Linked DNA regions of Homo sapiens: region 1 is linked to region 2. A link is a contact called in ENCODE Hi-C or POLR2A ChIA-PET data. All regions are on one chromosome and are shown on one strand. Each heading gives the region's core, a stretch centred on a gene start or an enhancer-like site at or near the end of the contact. The rest is flanking DNA. Distances are from core to core; before and after follow the strand shown. Region 1 overlaps FRYL (FRY like transcription coactivator). Region 2 has its middle 21 kb from the start of FRYL.

Region 1 (6,148 bases), core at 2,442-4,941, 76 kb after region 2:
GCTGTGGTTTTCAGCTCCATCAGGTCATTTAAGCTCTTCTCTACACTGGTTATTCTAATTAGCCATTCGTCTAACCTTTTTTCAAAGTTTTTAGCTTCCTTGCGATGGGTTAGAACATGCTCAGAGAAGTTTGTTATTACTGACCTTCTGAAGCCTACCTCTGTCAATTTGTCAAACTCATTCTCTGTCCAGTTTTGTTCCCTTGGTGGCGAGGAGTTGTGTTCCTTTGGATGAGAAGAGGCGTTCTGGTTTTTGGACTTTTCAGCCTTTCTGCTGTGGCTTCTCTCCATCTTTGTGGTTTTATCTACCTTTGGTCTTTGATGTTGGTGACCTACGGATGGGGTTTTGGTGGGTATGTCTTTTTTGTTGATGTTGATGCTCTTCCTTTCTGTTTATTAGTTTTCCTTCTAATAGGCCCCTCAGCTGCAGATGTGTTGGAGTTTGCTGGAGGTCCACTCCAGACCCTGTTTGCCTGGGTTTCACCAGCGGTGGCTGTAGAACAGCAAATATTGCTGCCTGATCCTTCCTCTAGAAGCTTCGTCCCAGAGAGGCACCCGCCTGTATGAGGTGTCTGTCAGTCCCTACTGAGAGGTGTCTTCCAGTCAGGCTACACAGGGGTCAGAGACCCATTTGAGGAGGCAGTCTGTCCGTTATCAGAGCTCGAACACCGTGCTGGGAGAACAGCTGCTCTCTTCAGAGCTGTCAGACAGGGACATTTAAGTCTGGAGAAGCTGTCTGCTGCCTTTTATTCAGACGTGGCCTGTCCCCAGATGTGGAATCTAGAGAGGCAGTAGGCCTTGCTGAGCTGTGGTGGGCTCCGCCCAGTTGGAGCTTCCTTGCCACTTTGTTTACACTGTGAGCATAGAACCACCTACTCAAGTGTCAGCAGTGGCAGATGCACCTCAGCAAACTCCCACGTCCCAGGTCAATCTCAGACTGCTGCGCTAGCAGTGAGCAAGGCTCCGTGGGCATGGGACCTGCTGAGCCAGGCACGGGAGGGGATCTCCTGGTCTGCCAGTTGCGAAGACCGTGGGAAAAGCACAGTATTTAGGCAAGAGTGTACTGCGCCTCCAGGTACAGTCACTCACGGCTTCCCTTGGCTAGGAAAGGGAAATCCCCTGACCGCTTGCATTTCCCAGGTGAGGTGACGACCTGCCCTGCTTCGGCTTGCCCTCCGTGGGCTGCACCCACTGTCCAACCAGTCCCAGTGAGATGTACCAGGTACCTCAGTTGGAAATGCAGAAATCACCATCTTCTGCGTTGATCTTGCTGGGAGCTGCAGACCAGAGCTGTTACTATTCGTCCATCTTGGAAGCAACCCTCTCTTCTTACTTTCATGGTTTCTGGGGAGAAATTCTGGGGATGTAAATCTTATCTTTGTTCTTCTATAGGTATGGTGTTTTTATCTTCTGGCTTCTTTCAGGATTTTGTCTTTATCTTAGATTTTCTGTAGTTGCGTATGATTTGGCATGTCTAAGTGTAGGTTTTTTGTTTGCTTTTTTTGTTTTTTCAGCATCTCTCCTGCTTGGTGTTCTCTTAACTTCCTGGGTATCTGGTTTGATATCTGACATTAATTTGGGGGAAATTCTCAGTCATTATTATTTTAAGTATTTCTTCTGTTCCTCTCCTTTCCTTCTGGTACTCCCATTTCACACATGTTACACTCTTTGTAATTGTCCCACAGTTCTTGAGTTTTGTGTTTCGTCCTCTGTTTTTTTTTCCCCCACTCTTTTTACTCTTTGCTTTCCAGTTTTTGAGGTTATTATTGAGATATCTTCAATCTCAGATATATATATTTTTTGCTATGTCATCTGCTTTATTGATTAGAGCTCTTAGCATGTTAATCAGAGTTGTTTTCAGTTCCTGATCTGATAATTCCAATGTCTTGCCATATCTAAGTCTTGTTCCGATGCTTGCTCTGTCTTTTCAAACTACATTATTTGCCTTTTAGTATGCCTTGTGATCTTTTCTTTGTAGCTGGACATGATGTACTGTGTAAAAGGAGCTGTTTAATATAGGGTTTTATAATGTGGTGGCAAGGTGTGGAGGAAGGGGAGGTCTTCTATAGTCCTCTGATTAGATCTCAGTCTTTTAGTGAGTCTGTGCCTCTGGATTATCAGCTTCACAAGTGCTTCTCAGTACTCCCTTAGGTGGGACAGTATAGTTAAGAGTAGGCTAGAGTTGGGTATTTCCTGTCTGCCACATGGAAGGCTAGAACTGCCTAGAGTTAGGTATTTCTTTTCCTCCACATGGAAGGCTAAGGCTGACTGGGATTAGGTATTAACCTACCCCCAAGTTAGTTAGGGGTAGTTAGCAAGTTAGTCTCTGGCTAAATAGTTTCTCCTGAGGGCAAGCCTTGTTAAAAACAGAATGTTGTGGTGCATTTCAAAATGGTTGTTTTTCCTCTCTTTTGGAAGTAGGGGGGATTTTTCTGATATTCACTGTGAGAACTTAGGTCAAGCTCCTGGAGGTAAAAGTCAGAAAAAGTGCGATAGGCCCCTTCTGACTGGGTTCCCTGGAGTTTTTGACTCTCAGACTTTCTTACACTGATCCTCCAACAATTTGTCAATTACAGGTCAGGTTTTTCTTCCCTTGCACTGGTTCCCTCAACCTTCTGCTCATGGGTTTCTACTATGGTAAGTTGTGATTCTCTGTATCCTTCTGTATGTCCCTCCAATTTGGGGGGCAGTGGGGCAGTGGTTTGCCTTATGACCTCATTTCTTTTAAGGAGCTAAGATTAGTTGTTGTTGTTGTTTTTTCAATTTGTTCGCTTTTTACTTATTTTGGAGTGATGACTTCCAAGCTTCTTTCAGGTCAGATCAGAAACCAGACGTCTCTTCTTCCCATTTTTTTTTAAGTTGCTATACAGTATTCCTTTCTGGAGGCAAACAGTATTATAAGTTTTAGTGCATCCTTGCAGAGGTAGCCTGCTATTTAAAAATCTTTAAAAATTGAGATGAGATTACTGATTCCAAAGGCACATTCCATTAAAAAAACCTTTATTTCTGTAGTTATAATCCATTTCTCACTATTGATGTCATAGTTGTATGTTTTTCTGTCCATCTCTTAAACTACCTGCCCCTGTCAGATTTTCTTGATTTGCTGAATTTTGATAATTTTATTGGAATTTTCAAATAACTAATATACTAGTCAAGGTAGGTTAGCTTATGCTGCAATAAGAAAAGAATCCTCCAATTATCAGTCGCTTAAAACACAAAGATTATTATTTCTCACTCATATCAAGTTTGTACCTTTCAGGGAAAGTTGTCTTTCCTGTAAAGGCACTATGAGTCATCAATTACTGAGACAGCAGAAGAGAGAGGTTCAGAGCCCAACAATTAAATGCATCTGTGGAAGTTTTTTGTTTGTTTGTTTGTTTGTTTTGGAGATGGAGTCTCGCTCTGTCGCCCAGACTGGAGTGCTGTGGCATGATCTCGGCTCACTGCAACCTCTGCTTCCCGGGTTCAAGCAATTCTCATGCCTCAGCCTCACTAGTAGCTGGGATTACAGGCATACGCCACCATGCCTGGCTAATTTTTGTATTTTTAGTAGAGACAGGGTTTCACCATGTTGGCCAGGCTGGTCTCAAATTCCTGATCTCAAGTGATCCACCCACCTCGGCCTCCCAAAGTGCTGGGATTACAGGCATGAGCCACTGCACCCGCCCGCATCTGTGGAAATTTATAGGTCACTTCTCCTCACATTTCATTGACCAACAGAAGTCACATGACTGTGTCTAACTTCAACAGGGAAAAGGAAAGTAAAATTCTTCATTATGCCCAGAAGGAGAAGGGAAAATGGATAATGTTGTTAATGGCCTCTGTATCTTTATTTTTCTGATTACTTGCTTCGTGTTTTCTTGAAAGTGTCTTGTCATCTCTAACCCTGATTGCAGGTGCTGGTTTGGTAAGCCTGACCACCTCACCACCTACCCCCACAAAAAGAACTTATATCTTAGAAAAGCAAGTAGTTTTGCCTTTCACATCTTTGTTAAGAATTTCAAGGTCATTATCTCTGAAATTCTGAGAATTTCACCAGTCCTCTGTATTTGCCAATTCGTGTCATAAGATTGGTGATTTTTTTTCCTATATAGTAGTTTCCCCTTATCCTCAGTAGATGTGTTCCAAGACCCCAGTGGAAGCCTGAAACCTCAGATAGTGCCAAATCCTATGTATACTATGTTTTTTTCCCATACATACATACCTCTGATAAAGTTTAATTCCTAAATAAGGCGCAGTAAGAGATTAACAACAATAGTTAATAAGATAGAACAATTATAACAATATGCCAGCATCACTACTCTTGTGCTTTGGGACCATTGTTAAGTAAAATAAAGATTACTTGAACACAAGCACTGTGATACTGCGAGAGTGGATCTGATAACTGAGACTGCTCCTAAGTGACTAGCGGGTGGGTAGCATAGACAGTGTGGATGTGGACACACTGGACAAAGGGATAATTCATGTCCCGGGTGGGCAGGATGGAGCAGGACAGCGTGACATTTCATCACGCTACTGAGAATGATGTGCTATTTAAAACTTATGAATTGTTTATTTCTGAAATTTTCCATTTAATATTGTCGACTGAGGTTAACTGAAACCTTGAAAAATGAAACCTGGATAAGGGGATACGGTTGTACACTTTATTTAGTGTTGATAAATAGCACAGGCTGTATCAGAGCTTGACACGAGATTGTATTCTCTCTTTCTCTCAGAGGATAGACAGAGTCTGTTGAAGATTGCAGTTGGTATTTAGTGCAGAGAATTTGATGGAGGGGAGCAATTAAGTGTGGGCCATTTTCTTCTGGGCCTCACCTTAGTGGAGTAGACTGGCAGGCAGGCTCTTGGAGTGGATGGAGCACAGCAGATATGGCCGATGTAAGGGCAGATTGATTCTCTTTTGTCTCATGTCAAAATACCTTTGTGAAAATTCAGAAGTTTCAGATGAAGGGTGAGACCCCTTTCTAATTTCTGATGATGCTTGAATTTTCTCTTTTATATTGATTTAATCATCTTGAGGGATAATGGAACAGGGAGCTAAGTCAAATGTGTATTCTTAGGTTATCATCTGAATATTGCTTCTCCTTTTAAGCTTGTTTGGATAAAGTTTGATTCCAGTATTTAACAGGAATAAAAACAGTTTCAAATTTGTTATTTTTTGGAGACATTAGGTTCCATCTCAACATGGATGTAAAATAAGATATTCAAATATATTGGATTTATGTGCTGAAGGCAACAAGTTTCCCTCCCTTTCTCTATTATTCTACCCTACTCTAAAGTCCTCTAAAGGCAGCACGATGGAAATTTATGAAGTTGTTAATACGCATTTTATTGAATAAACTGTTTGAAAGTATGCATATTGGTGTTTTTCTTTGATTCTTGTCATTTATTATCAGGGGCACCGTTTGTTTAATCAACAAATGTTTATTGAGTTCCTGTGACCCAGGAGATGATGTTGGGGATTGTAAATATCCACAAGACAGCCCCCCCGCACCCAACTCCTGGAGCTTGCTTTTTAGTCGGGTAGACAAACAGTAAACAAATATTGGATGATAAACTCTATGATGAGAAATTAAGTTTGCTTAGAGAGTGATGGTGTCCGTTATTTTAGATAGGGTATGTGGGAAGTCCTCTTTGGAGGGTAGTATTTGCAATGATCTGAACAAAGGGAGGGAGCAAGCCATGCCCAGGGGAAAAGCTTTCCAGGCAGAGGGGTTAGCAAGCACACAGGCCCAACATGGAAATAGACTTGAGTTTGAGGGATAGCAGGAAAACTAGTGTGGCTGGAATAGGGGAAAGGAAAAGTCAGAGATGTTTGGCCATGGACTTTTTCCCCTGTCTTTTATGTAAAACTAGTGGAGGACTTTGAGTATTGGTGGAGTGAATACATTTATATTCCATTTATTTTTAAATTTTAATTTTAATTTCAATTTATTTTTTGAGATGGGGTCTTGCTCTGTCTCCCAGGCTGGATTACAGTGGCAGGATCATGGCTTACTAACGTCTGGACCTCCTGGGCTCAAGCAGCCCTCCTGTCTCAACCTCCCAAGTAGCTGGGATTACAGGTGTGTGCCACCACACCCACCTAATTTTTTTTGTTATTATTATTATTATTATTATTATTATTTTATTTATTTTTTTTTTTGTAG
Region 2 (6,325 bases), core at 1,780-4,279:
TTGTTGTTGCAGCTTCCCAGACAGCTCTCTTCCTTCTTTTGGTAGCAATGCCTTGATTTTCTTTTAGATAACAAAGCATTCCTCACTTTCAGTTAGTGTGGTGATGTTGAGGCTGATTCCACCACTTAGTTCTAGCTATGGGCTCACGACTCAAGCTAGGCTCTCGTCCACGCTGAGATTTGAGCTGAAAGTATTGGCAAAAGGCGTACTGCTTCCACTGGGATTGCTCAACTGTTGGTGCCTGCCTGGGAAGGAAGTCACTACAGAGGAAAGCAGAGACCAGAATGGAAGAGAGAGGTTTCTTGACGCTATCTTTAGAATAGTTGGATCCCGCTGCACATGGGGTACAGATATACCTCTGGACTTTGCAGAAAAGGAATCCTTTTTTAATCTAGTGTAGTTTGAACTGACATCTAATTTTTGCTATAAAGAGTCCTGATTAATACATGGACCAACATGAAAAGGTGTCTATGAAATACAGCAAAGCCAAAAAGGCAAGATGCAAGACACATACAGATGAATTCATTTTTTTTGTCAAAAAAGAAAATAAAAATTGTACCTAGTATGCACCCAAAAAAATTAAGGTAAAAACATTTTTTAATTAAATAAAATAAAAATAATAATCCTGGAAGAATATATACTAAACTGTTATGCGTGTTCAACTCAAAAATAGAGAGAGAGAGAAAGAGGATGGAGTTTCTCTTTGGAGAATGGCATACAGGGGATTTTTGCTTTCTATATATTTTCTTATTTAAACTTTTTTTATATTGAACATATATATATGATTATCACTTTAAAAGTGAATATGACAGTGAAAAAATGGAAATAAGTATCTCATAACAGGGGAGTAATTAAATAAATAATGACATCCATGCAACGAAGACTATTAAAATTCATGTTTTAAATGAGTATGTAATAGCATAGTAAAATGATCACTATTTATGGTAAATGAAAAAGTGGTGCACAAGTGGCACAATGGAATTACAGCATTGTAGATAGAATAAAGGTAAAAGAACCAAGTGCTTAACAGTAAGGACTCTAGCATCAGGTGGCCAGGACTCAATTCCTAACCTGATCACCTGACCTATATGACTTTCAGAAAGTTCATGTCTCTGAACTGATTTTTTTTCTTCTGTGAAAAGTAGAACATGGTAATAGCACCTAGGTCACAAGGTTGTTTTGAAGAATAAGTTAGATAATTCATTTAAGGTGCCTGGAAAAAATATGAAAAAAAATACACCAAAATTTTAATAGTTGGGTTTTTTTGGGGAGTGGTGGGGTGGCAGATGGTGAAGTTACGAATATATTTTATTTTCTCCTATAAGCTTTCTATATTTTTTAAATGATAATGAAAAAATGAAATTAGTATGTCTGGTTTCCTGTAAAATACAATAACGATTGAGAGAAAAAAATGTTAGCAATAATATCAGTATCTCAGACAGCTTTAGCACAACTTCCCATTTAGATGGTAGGTCTGTAACAGCACTACTAGATTTACACCCAGATAAAAATGTGTGGGGGCAGGTGGGGTGGCTCCTGCCTCTAATTCCAGGACTTTGGGAGGCCGAGGCAAGAGGACTACTTGAAGCCAGGAGTGGGAGACCAGCCTGGACAACATAGTGAGACTCCCACCTGTATAAAATAAAAAATAAAAAATTAGCCAGGCATGGTGGTGCACACCTGCAGTCCTAGCTCCTCTAGGGGCTGAGGCAGGAGGATCGCTTGAGCCCATGGATTTGAGGCTGCAGGGAGCTATTACAGCATTACTGCACTCCAGCCTTTGAGTGAGACTTTGTCTCTAAAAAATAAAAATGTATGAGAAGGGAAATCCTGGGAAAGTTCACAATCAAAAGAAAACACTTGAAGGAAGTAATAATAATCTCTTGTATTCGTACAGTGCTTTTTACTTTACAAATGCCATTGAATTGTCCAAAAAGCCCATACAGATATTGTTATTTCCTCTTTACCAACAAGAAGCTGATGCTCAAAGAGATTAAATGACAAAAATCACACAATTTGCAAATAACCAGGGTGGGTCTTGAATTCAGGTTTTCTAGGTTAAAAAGAAAAAAAAAAAAGATGAAAAAACGAACACAGCATTAGTGTGTTTTGGAATCCGGAGAACCTTTTCCTAGGAGTTGCCCATGATCATAACATTAGATATTTTTTCCTGTGACTGACTTATTTATTTATTTATTTATTTGATACAAAGTTTCACTCTTGTCACCCAGGCTGGAGTGCAATGGCACAATCTTGGCTCCCTGCAACCTCTGCCTCCCAGGTTCAAGCAATTCTCCTGGCTCAGCCTCCCAAGTAGCTGGGATTACAGGCATCTGCCACCACGCCTGGCTAATTTTTGCATTTTTTTTTAGTAGAGATGGGGTCCCACCATGTTGGCCAGTCTGGTGTTGAACTCCTGACCTCAGGTGATCCGCCTGCCTCGGCCTCCCAAAGTGCTGGGATTACAGGCATGAGCCACCACACCCAGCCGTGTGACTCATTTTGAAAGGTCTTTTCATGCCTTAGGGAAATTCCACAATATTATTTTTATCCTTTAAAAGTACTTTGTTTTTGGTGTTGTTTAGTTTTTAATCAGGCAAAAATTTTTAGTGCATGATTTCTTGTGTAGTTCTTCAAAAATAATCAAATTTCGGGAGAATAGCTCCAGAGGTTTTTAGTGTGTGTAGATTTGCACCGGGATAGAGATGAGCAAGGAAGATAGCAGTAGAATAAGGAACTCCTCTTATTCGCCAAAACTGGAGAAAATATTTACAATCTAAACATTAATGACCATAAAGAAGTCAAGGCATTGAAAGGTAATCAGTCTACATACAGAGGGAAATGACATGTGGATTTGTAAAAATAGGCAGGAGCCTTAAATAAATCTGAGCCTTAAATAAATAAATAGTGTGTTTGTCCTAAAGGCAGTGCAAGAAGTCTGCCTCTCACACAAAGACCAACAGAGGCCATTAAAGGGAATTTTAGGAAGGGAGTGACATTGTCAGAATGGCAACAGAGGAAGTTGATTTTGGCAGCCGCTTTGGAAAAGGACTAGAGGAGGAAAAAAATCTGGAAAGGAGGCTTTTCTCAAGGGGAGTAATGACTATACAATGCACATAGGTGAAGTTATAAAGATGGAAAAGATTGAGCACAAAGAGCCATCTATTTCAAACTTTTATGGAACTGTTCTGGTTTTTAAATCCTTTTAATCAAATCTTGTCATCTATCTTTCCACTATACTTTGAATTTAGCTTTCATTAAGACTTACTCAAAATCATTATAATAATAGTGTATTTTAAAATTGTTTGGACCACCTGCACTGGTAAAATCAGCCATCTCCCTACTATCATACCACTTTCAGCAGGATAGAAGGGAAGGCCACACAGCTAGCAAGGCTGCCACCTGCCTCTCTCTCCTACTAAGTGCTAAGAAACCAGGTACAAAGCTGGGGCTATGTATTAACCGCATGTAGCATTCTAACAAGACTCGGATGTTTGATCAGTTTCCTAGTGCAGCCATCTGGGCATTCCAAACTCCAGTAATAAACATTAACACCTTGGACTTGAAATGTTAAAATAAAACTCCCATTGTTTCAAACATCATTCTGTGTCATTAATTTATGTTAAGAGTATTGGAGGGTGGGTAAAAGGCTGTTATACTTTTAATAGCTTTTAGCTTGTTGGGACATGAGTTTCAATTCTTTGAACTGTAGTCCAGCACAGTTCATTGTTGGGTAAACACTTAGCAGCCTGTAAGTTTTCACTCGGTTTGGTTTTGTTTTAAACTGTTGCTAATTTCATTTGCTTTGAGCTGCTTTGAATTTTTAAACTATGTCCAGATAAAAGGTGAATGTTAATAAGTGTTTTAACAGTTACATTAGGAATTAATATTGCAACTGCCAAAAAGAAAATAATATAATAACAATTATTTTTTTCTATTTTTTTCTTTTTTTAGAGGCGGGGTCTTGCTTTGTCACCCAGGCTAGAGTACAGTGGCGTGATCATGGCACACTGCAGCCTCAAAATCCTCGACTCAAGCAATCCTCCCACCTCAGCCTCTGGTGTAGGTGGGACTGCAAGCGTGTGCAACCATATCTGGCTAATTTTTTAATGTTTTTGTAGAGATGGGGTCTCTCCCTATGTTGCCTATGCTGATCTCAAACTCCTGGCCTCAAGTGATCCCCTCGCTTCAGCCTCCCAAAATGCTAGAATTAGGCCAGGCGCAGTGGCTCACACCTGTAATCCTAGCACTTTGGGAGGCCAAGGTGGGTGGATCACCTGAGGTCAGGAGTTTGGCCTTCCCAATATGGTGAAACCCCGTCTCTACTAAAAGTACAAAAAATTAGCCTGGCTTGGTGGTGAGCACCTGTAATCCCAGCTACTCAGGAGGCTGAGGCAGGAGAATCACTTGAAGCTGGGAGGCAGAGGTTGCAGTGAGCTGAGATTGTGCCACTGCACTCCAGCCTGGGTGACTGAGCAAGACTCCATCTCAAAAAACAAACAAACAAAAAAAAAAAAGATTGGATAAAGAAAACGTGGTACATATACACCATGGAATACTACTCAGCCAGATAAAAGATTGAATTCACACCTTTTGCAGCAACATAGGTGGAACTGGAGGCCATTATCTTAAGTGAAATAACTTAGAAAGTCAAATACCACATGTTCTCACTTGTAAGTGAGAGCTAAATAATGTGTTCACGTGGACATAGAGAGTGAAATAATAGACAATGGAGACTCAGAAGGGTGAAAGAGTGGGAGGGAGTGGGGAATGAAAATTAAGTAATGTGTACAGTGTACACTATTAGGGTGATGGTTGCACTAAAAGCCCAGACTTCACTATGCAATATATACATATAGCAAAACTACACTTGTACCCCTTTAATCTATATAAAAATAAAAATAAAGCATGCTTGCATTTGTCTTTTATAGCTGTAAACCCATGTAATATGAATCAAAGAAGAAAGAAACATGTTGTTTTTGTTGTTTGTGTGTGTGTGTGTGTGTTTTTTTTTTTTTTTTTTTTTTTTTTTGAGACAGAGTCTCACTCTGTCACCAGGCTGGAGTGCAATGGCATGATCTCGGCTGACTGCAACCTCCGCCTCACAGATTCAAGCGATTCTCCTGCCTCGGCCTCCTGAGTAGCTGGGACTACAAGTGTGCACCACCATGCCCAGCTAATTTTTGTATTTTTAGTAGAGACGGGGTTTACCATGTTTACCAGGTAGGTCTGGCTCTCTTGACCTCATGATTCGCCCGCCTCGGCCTCCCAAACTGCTGGGATTACAGGCGTGAGCCACCGCACCCGGCCACATGTTGTAATTTTTTAAGAAAGGAAGACTGATACCCATCTTCCCTTAGGTGACCACCAGAATTAATCCCATTATGCCAAATGTCGTAAACTTCAGGGCAAACAGAAGTCCAAACCAGCTGCTTCATTCATTATCATTCAGACAGTTTAGTATTGTCATGGATCTGAGCCAATTTCCCACTCCTCCCCAACCAAACAAATTCTTCCACTGTGTGCTTTGGAATTCATGGTTCCTCTTTCTCTAACTGAAGTTTGACTCACCTTTGAAGAAACTACATTCTCAGCTCTCTCAGTGGTCACTGTGTTTTCTCCTACATCCCATTTTCATAGGACCTAGAGGTGATATCCTTGTTTCTTGTCGTGCTTTTGGGTATTTTTATGATTCCTCCTCCCTAAAAATAGAACAAAAGGCAACAAGATAAACAAAACCCCTTAACTTTTTTGAAGCACATGTCAACAGACCACTATTCTTCTTTATTGAGTCATCTACCAGTCACTTACTAACTCTTGCTTATTCAACAGAGATTTTAGCATCTAGTTTTCTCTCTCTCTGTCCATCACTATCCCATGTTCCTATGATAGGTGACTTTGGCATCCATAAAAAAATAATCCTTGTAAACACCCTACCCTCTCAGTTCCTTAATCTTCTCTCTCCTTCCTTCCTTCCTCCCTTCCCTTCCTTCCTTCTCTTTCTCTTTTTTCTTTCTCCCTTTTTCTCTCTCCCCTCTCTCTCTCCTCTCTTTCTTTCTTTCACGGGGTGTTGCTCTGTCACCCAGGCTGGAGTACAGTGGTATGATCACAGCTCACTGCAGCCTTGACCTCCTAGGCTCAAGTGATCCTCTTACCTCAGCCCCCTGAGTAGCTGGGGCCACAGGTATACACCACCACACCCAGCTAATTTTTTCTATTTTTTGTAGAGACAGAGTCTCACTTTGTTGCCCAGGCTGGTCTCAAACTCCTGAGCTCAAGCAATCCTCCCGCCTCAGCATCCCAAAGTGCTGGGATTACAGGTGTG

What was found. A loop is a pair of places that touch in the nucleus more often than their neighbours do. ChIA-PET counts read pairs that join two places held with the same protein, here RNA polymerase II (POLR2A). Pooled maps may share reads with other maps.
Region 1: a loop to region 2 is called in a map of ovary, with 17 times the contacts of the local background. The contact joins two enhancer-like sites. A Hi-C loop is called at or near these places in 2 of 168 maps with a recorded cell type or tissue (astrocyte of the cerebellum and ovary) and 4 of 50 pooled maps. POLR2A ChIA-PET finds 5 or more read pairs at or near these places in 2 of 52 experiments (GM10248 and activated T-cell).

What each region holds. Positions count from the first base shown.
Region 1 is chr4:48,723,919-48,730,066 of GRCh38, reverse strand. The region is part of intron 1 of FRYL (FRY like transcription coactivator); the gene reads left to right. Among named protein-coding and RNA genes, the nearest start is that of FRYL, 53 kb to the left of the region's middle. Within about 2 kb of position 3,691, at least 4 of the 41 ENCODE cell types and tissues checked have a DNase peak (open chromatin) inside an H3K27ac peak, as active enhancers do.
Region 2 is chr4:48,798,600-48,804,924 of GRCh38, reverse strand. No RefSeq gene overlaps it. Among named protein-coding and RNA genes, the nearest start is that of FRYL, 21 kb to the right of the region's middle. Within about 2 kb of position 3,029, at least 2 of the 41 ENCODE cell types and tissues checked have a DNase peak (open chromatin) inside an H3K27ac peak, as active enhancers do.